Linked DNA regions of Homo sapiens: region 2 is linked to region 1. A link is a contact called in ENCODE Hi-C data. All regions are on one chromosome and are shown on one strand. Each heading gives the region's core, a stretch centred on a gene start or an enhancer-like site at or near the end of the contact. The rest is flanking DNA. Distances are from core to core; before and after follow the strand shown. Region 1 holds the start of COQ7 (coenzyme Q7, hydroxylase). Region 2 holds the start of NUBP1 (NUBP iron-sulfur cluster assembly factor 1, cytosolic).

Region 1 (3,502 bases), core at 73-2,572:
ATTTAATACAATTTCATAACTTTTTAATTTGTTTGTTTTTTTTTAATGATTACTCACCCATTTGTGGCAAGTGGCACTGGCTTCCCATTCACCATAAGGATTTTGTTTCAAGGAAATTAATTTAATTTTTAAATGGGACATAGCTATACAAAAAAACACATCTAGTAATCAAAAGTTCAAGCAGTACTGCCATTAGGCAAAAATCCCGAAAGTGGTACACGGTAATTTAACGTTGAGAAAACGACTTCATGAAATTTCTTTTTTTTTTTTTTTTTTGCGCGGGGGAGACAAAGTCTCGCTCTGACGCCCAGGTTGCAGTGCAGTGGTGCAATCTCGCCTCAAAGCAATCTCTGCCTCCCGGGTTCAAGCGATTCTCCTGTCTCAGCCTCCTGAGTAGCTGGGATTACAGGCACCTGCCATCACGCCTGGCAAATTTTTGTATTTTTAGTAGAGGCGGGGTTTCACCATGTTGGCCAGGCTGGTCTCAAACTCCTGACCTCAGGGGATCCTCCAGCCTCGGCCTCCCAAAGTGCTGAGATTATAGGCCGGAGCCACCGCGCCCGGGCTCATGACAATTTTCTAAGGCAGCACAGATGAAACAAGGAAAGCAGGAACCAGGGTCCAAAACCATGTCTCTCTACTCTAAATTCGATGCTCCTTCCACTACACTGATGGCTTTCACAGTTTACAGTGCATGCAAATCACCTAAAGGTCCTGTTCACAGATCACAGATACCGACCAAGTAGGTCGGGGTGGGGCCCGAGAATCTGTATTTCTAGCGAGCGCCCAGAAGTAGCGGAGGCTGCTGGTCGTCGGGCTACCCTTTGCCTGGCAAGGCCCTGGGCAAAGACTACAAAGAGAGAGACTCCCGGAGACGCTGAATTTTCAGTGTCGCCAACTGTCCTCGACTCGGAACGCTGGCCGCACCTGCCGTGACATCACTGCACAGGGGTGCAATTGCGTCACTCCCCAGGCGTCACTGCCGAAACAACCCCTGTCCTCCTGTCACTCTCGCCGCTAACTACAGACCCCGCCCCGCCCGCCAGCGCCCCGGAGGCCGAAGTCACGCAGTCGCGCTCCGTCGCAGGCCTGTGACGTTACGAACCTCTCCCCCGTGACCTCTTCGACCCAAACCTCAAGCGAAAATTCCCTAGCTCGCTAGACCGGCGCAGGACTGTGACTGCGCGCCTCCTTTTACCTGAGAGGGACCGCCGGGCCCCCGGGCGCAGCCGCCAAAGGCGGGGAGCCGCCGCCGCCCCGGCGCAACTCATTGCCGGAACTAAAAAAAGCAACCACTTCGTTGAACGGAACTGGCCAATAGTGCCCTTGGCTCGGACTGATGACGCACAGCAGACGTAAGGAAGGCTCAGCTCGCCCGCGCACCGGTGGGAACGCCCCCTAGCTCTGCGCTAGGGGTTAGATTGGTTAGATACGACAAATAAAAAGATTTTATTGGGTGGGGTCACTGTCAATCACTCGGAAGACCAAGGCCAAGGCGCCTTGGGTTGCCAGGGAGATGAAAATGCTAAATTGCTGTTTAGAAAGATCAGGACAAGGTTATGATTTCTCACCCAAGTTCCTGGGGAAAAGGATCATGAGGGAATTACTTATTAACAAGGCACGGTATTTCCTGCTTTACCTACGTGGAAGGAGATTTTTTTTTTTATTTGTATCCTACATCTACTTTAAAATAGTAAGCCTGGGCAACATAGCGAGACCCCGCCTCTACAAATAATTTTAAAAATTAGCCGGGTCTGGTGGAGCACACCTGTAGTCCCAGCTACTCGGGAGGCTGAGGTGGGGGGATAGCTTGAGCCCGGTAGCTCGAGGCTGCAGTCAGCCGTGATTCTGCCACTGCACTCTAGCCTGGGCCCTGTCTGAAAAATAAATAAATAAATAAAATTATATGTATATCTAAATTACATGCACCACATGGTTAATGGTGTTATATAGTGTTATCTCTATTGGTGGGCTGAAAGCCAACTTTAAACTTCTTCCCGGTCTTTTCTCTATTTTCAGAAACAGAGAACATGTTTTATCCTTGGTATCCACCTTAATGTACTGTGTGCATGTATGCATGTATATTTGTGCAAATTGGAATTTTTTGAGAAGGGAGGGGAAATTTAGCAACATACTTTAAAAAGATCATATAATACAGCAGTCTTACTTTTAGGAATCTACTCAACGAAATAATTTTTAAATGAGTAATGTACATGAGGGCAAAAATCAAAGATGCGTGTCTGCAAGGATATACAACGTTTAATATTGGCAACATCAGGGGGCTGGAACTGGGAGAAGGGAGCTTTCACTTTCTACTTTACACCCTTGGATTATTTATATACTTTATCCAAGTTTACCATAAAATATTTTAAGATGGAATACAATTGTAAAATTATTGAATTCAAGTTTTTAGTTTTTATATCACTCTAGTGTTCAAATTGACACACCAAAATAATTTAAAATTATGATGAACCCAAATACTACTTAGTGAGGATGTTGTAGCACTCTCATGTAAAACTACTGAGTGTCTGAATCTGGCGCTCAAAAGCCTTAAAATGTTCAAAACCTTTGCTGTAATACCACTTCTAGGTCTCTGTTTCCTTTTTGTTTTGTTTTTTGTTTTTGTTCTTTTTAAATGGAGTTTCACTCTGTCGCACAGGCTGGATTGCAGTGGGGAGACCTTGGCTCACTGGAACCTCTGCCTCCCGGGTTCAAGCGATTCTCCTGCCTCAGCCTCCCAAGTAGATGGGATTACAGGTACACACACCACCACGCCCAGCTGAGACTGGGTTTCGCTGTGTTGGCCAGGCTGGTCTCAAATTCCTGACCTCAAGTGATCCTCCCACCTTGTCCTCCCAAAGTGCTGGGATTATAGGCGTGAGCCGCCACGCCTGGCCTAGGTCTCTGTTTCTAAGGAGAAAAAATGTTGACAAAGATTTATAGATGTGCCCATTATTTATTACTGGGAAAATTTGGAAACAAAATGTTAAGCAACAATTGAATATCAAAACATCATGTCCGAGTGCAGTGGCTCACGCCTGTAATCCCAACACTTTGGGAGACTGAGGCGAGAGGATCACTTGAGCCCAGGAGTTCAAGACCAGCCTGGGCAACACAGTGAGATTCCATCTCTACAAAAAATTTTAAAAATTAGTCAGGCATGGTGGTGTGTGCCTCTGATCCCACCTACTTGTGAGGCTAAAAGGATCACTTGAGCCCAGGAGGTTGAGGCTGCACTGAGCCATGATCACACCACTGCACTCCAGAGTGGGTGATAGACCTAGACTCTGGCTCAAAAAAAAAAAAAAAAATCCAACTGTATGATGTTATGTAGCCCATTGAAATGTTTGTAAAGAGCTTTTAATAACAGGAGAAAACACTAGATTCTTCAGGAAAACACATATTAAGTGAAAAAGAAATTAGAATACCAAAGTTCTTTCCTTCTTTTTCCTTCTTTTTCCCTCCCTCTGTACTTTCTATCTTAAAAAGAATTTTGCCAGGA
Region 2 (3,716 bases), core at 488-2,987, 8.3 Mb after region 1:
TCACTTGTATTTTCCAGGGCACGCCCTCAAGCTCTGGCCCAATAAACCTCCACTGAGGCTCAGTTCAGTCTCTCCATTGCATTGACAGAGATAACTATTTTTCTCTTCATTTTTTTTTTTCTTTGAGACAGGGTCTCACTCTGTCACCCAGGCTGGAGTGCAGTGGCACGATCTCAGCTCACTGCAACCTCCACCTCCCGGGTTCAAGTGATCCTCCCACCTCAGCCTCGAGGGCGGGCATGCACCACCATGCTGGCTAATTTTTGTATTTTTAGTAGAGACAGGTTTCACCATGTTGGCCAGGCTGGTCTCGAACTCCTGACCTCAAGTGATCCATCCACCCGCCTCGGCCTCCCAAAGTGCTGGGATTACAGGCGTGAGCCACTGCACCCGGCCTGTCTCCATTTTTGATGAGGAACCAGAAGCTCAGAGAGGTTAGGACTATTGCTGAAGGTCACACCGCATGGATCCAAGAATCAAATCCAAGTCTCTCTCTGAACTCCTTCAAGATTCTCCCCCTTGGCCAGGTGCAGTGGCTCATGCCTGTAATCCCAGCACTTTGGGAGGCCCAGGCAGATGCATCACTTGAGGTCAGGAGTTCGAGACCAACCTGGTCAACATGGTGAAACTCTGGTTCTACTAAAAATATAAAAATTAGCCAGCCGTGGTGGCAGGCGCCTGTAGTCCCAGGTACTCGGGAGACTGAGGCACGAGAATCGCTTGAACCTGAGAGGTGAAAGTTGCAGTGAGCCGAGATCACACCACTGCACTCTGGTCTGGGCTACACAGCAAGACTCTGTCTAAAAAAAAAGGGGGAAAAAAAAGAAAAAAAAATATTGTCCTCCTGCCTCCTGCTTTTTAAGGTCCTTCTGAGCAGGCTCCCTGGGTCCTCTCATCCTGGAATCTGTGCTTCACAGCACTTAAAGCTGCGGTGGTTTAGTTGCTAGCTCACGTGTTTGTTTCCCCAGTAAAGCTAAACTCCACTAGAGCAGTGACCACGCCTGATCCCCAGCTGTGTCCCCAGGACAGCACCAAACCTACGAGGCGATCAACACATTTCTGCTGAATGAGTGGGAGAATCACTCCTCAAAAGGAAGAAAATTGTGTCAAGAAAGTAGCTGGCAGAGCCAGGATGTAAGTCCGAAGACTCCCCGACTTCGAAGCTTATCCCGTTTTTCTCTGCGGTCTGTTATTGTCACTCAAACCTCTGGCCCCGACCCTCTTAATTAATGTCCCTTTCGACTCCGCGCCGGTCAGTCTCCACCCTCCATCCGCGCCAGGTCCTTCGCGCTCGCCTTCTAAAGGCCTCGTTCCTGTCAGTCATTCCAAGCTCCGCCCTCACCCTGCCCACTTTCCACGCCCCGCCCCTTCTGGGCCCCACCCCTCTCCGAATACAATACCTTCTAGCCTGCCGCTGTCAGTCATTCTGCAGATCCCGCCCCCTCCCTCCCACGCCCCGCCTTTTCCGGGCCTGCGCCTCTAAGTTCCTGTTGAGGCCTTGCCCTTTTCTCACCCGTGTCCGGAGTGGCCCCCGCTCCAGAAGCGCACAGCCGCTGGTTGGGGCATCCCTGACATGAAGCCCCTCTGCCCGCCTGGGCGCTGTCGGCCCCTGGACAGTCTGCGCAGAGACAAGACCACAGTTAGAGCAGCTCCCGACACTTTCGCCCCGCGACCCACGCCCCCTCCGCGAGCTTACCGTGAGGCACCTCCTCCATTCCGTCGCCTTTGCCGCCTTCGTGGTCACCGGAACCCGCTGTCGTACATTTCCGCCTTGTGGGCACAATCTGATTCTCCGACCGCGCGAAATAAGTCTCGGAAAGGGGGCTGTGCGCACGCGCGAACCTTGGGCCGAAAGACTGGGACTCAACGTCTGTTCCTTTTCAGAGATTTCCTATCATAAATACTTCTGCAGTGCATCTCCTAAGAACAAAGCCATTCTTCATGACATCAGTGCCATTTTCATACCCAAGAGATTTAATATCGATGCAGTACTAGCCAATGCAGTATTAGCCAATAGACAGTTTATATTTCAATTTCAGTTGTTAGACCCCCTCCCCTGCTGGATTCACTCACTGCCTGGAGTTATTTCTCTTCGGTCTCCTTTAATTCAGATCAGTCCTTCTTTTTTTAGGGGGGGTCTCATCACCTTGATAATTTTGACGGGTCCAGACCAGTTGTGTAATAGAATATCCCATATTCTTGATTTGTCTAATCCTCCCCTCCCTCTTGCCTTGTAATTAGATAAAGGTTAATTTTTCTTTTTTCCTGCAGAACACACTTGGATAATGTCAGTTTGTCCCGTTTTTGGTAATGTGAAGCTTGATCGCTTGCTAAAGGTGGTGTCTGCCCCATTTCTCCATTTAATGTTTCCTTCTTCCATTTGTAATTAACAGGTACTCTCTGGGACCATCTTCTTCTCTATCAGCCTTTCACTCAGTGATTTTAGCAGCATTTATATATATATATATAAAACTATAGATTATATATATGATAAATATATATCAGTTTTATACCCTCTCTTTTTTTCTTTTTTTTCGAAGACTCACTATGGATTCCTGGATTTTTTAAAATTGTCTTTTATAATCAATTATTATTCTTTCTGGTCGATTTTTTTTCCCCCAGATGTGGCCAGTGAAGCCCCTTCAAGACAGTTCTTATGTTCTTTGGGCACTAATCCAGCTTCTTTGAGCATTTTCTTGCTTTCTGATACAAGATGTTTCAGTCATCCCTTCTCCCTGCTGCAGTCATTTCTTCAGGGAGCCTTGGTTACTTTTTAGCAGACAACAGTTCAGAAACCAAGATGTGGATGCCACAAATGCTCATTGCTACTGGAGTGTCATTGCTCACAGGTTTGGCACCTGGAATATTAATGAGTGAACAAACTTTACCTAGCCCCAGACACTAAGAATATGGAAACGTTTATTTATTTATTTATTTTTGAGGCGGATTCTCGCTCTGTCACCCAGGCTGGAGTGCAGTGGTGGGATCTCGGCTCACTGCAAGCTCCGCCTTCTGGGTTCACGTCATTCTCCTGCCTCAGCCACCCGAGTAGCTGAGACTACAGGCCACCACGCCCGGCTAATTTTTTGTATTTTTAGTAGAGACAGGGTTTCACCATGTTAGCCAGAATGGTCTCGATCTCCTGACCTCGTGATCTGCCCGCCTTGGCCTCCCAAAGTGTTGGGATTACAGGCATGAGCCACCGCACCCGGCCTCGGAAACATTTATTAAACAGCAGTGTATCAGCTGCCTGTCACTACCACTAATTATAGCCAGCATTTTGTAGAATACTTACCGTTTGGCAGCTGTCATCTTTGTGCTTTCATGTGAATTACCTAATTTATGTCCTTTCATAGTCCTACTGTCTCCATTTTTGGATAAGGAAACTGAGGCTTAAAGTAAACTACTTTCCCGAGGTCGCATGACTGGTAGCAGGGGAACCAGGGTGATAAACTTGGTCTGTCTGGCTGCAGAGCCTGCACTTAGTAACACATGGTCCCAGCCAGCACTGGGCTAGATGCCAATGATTCCAGACTAACCTGGACCCTGCCATCTGGAGCACAGTCTGGTCGGGAGAAGAGGACCAGAGTGATGGGGCATCAGCAAAGGCCTGGAGAGCAGAGAGGAAGTCACCTATCAGGTAGGGACTGTTGTCATTTCCGTTTTACAGGTGATAAGATGGCTGCAAAGATTTACTTGTCCACAGTCTGAGAGGC

The links. Hi-C counts contacts between places; a loop is a spot of excess contacts on that map. Pooled maps may share reads with other maps.
Region 2: a map of CD4-positive, alpha-beta T cell shows a loop between it and region 1 (11-fold over the local background). The contact joins the promoter of NUBP1 here to the promoter of COQ7 in region 1. A Hi-C loop is called at or near these places in 2 of 168 maps with a recorded cell type or tissue (CD4-positive, alpha-beta T cell and naive thymus-derived CD4-positive, alpha-beta T cell) and 7 of 50 pooled maps.

The regions. Positions count from the first base shown.
Region 1 is chr16:19,065,434-19,068,935 of GRCh38, reverse strand. It overlaps COQ7 (coenzyme Q7, hydroxylase), which reads right to left and starts at 1,322. Exons shown (of 6, transcript NM_016138.5): 1 at 1,199-1,322. The coding sequence starts at 1,271. It overlaps COQ7-DT (COQ7 divergent transcript), which reads left to right and starts at 1,245. Exons shown (of 3, transcript NR_119381.1): 1 at 1,245-1,355. RefSeq lists an enhancer at 959-1,108 and a silencer at 1,139-1,298.
Region 2 is chr16:10,741,863-10,745,578 of GRCh38, reverse strand. It overlaps NUBP1 (NUBP iron-sulfur cluster assembly factor 1, cytosolic), which reads right to left and starts at 1,737. Exons shown (of 11, transcript NM_002484.4): 1 at 1,697-1,737; 2 at 1,514-1,618. The coding sequence starts at 1,715. RefSeq lists an enhancer at 1,879-1,928.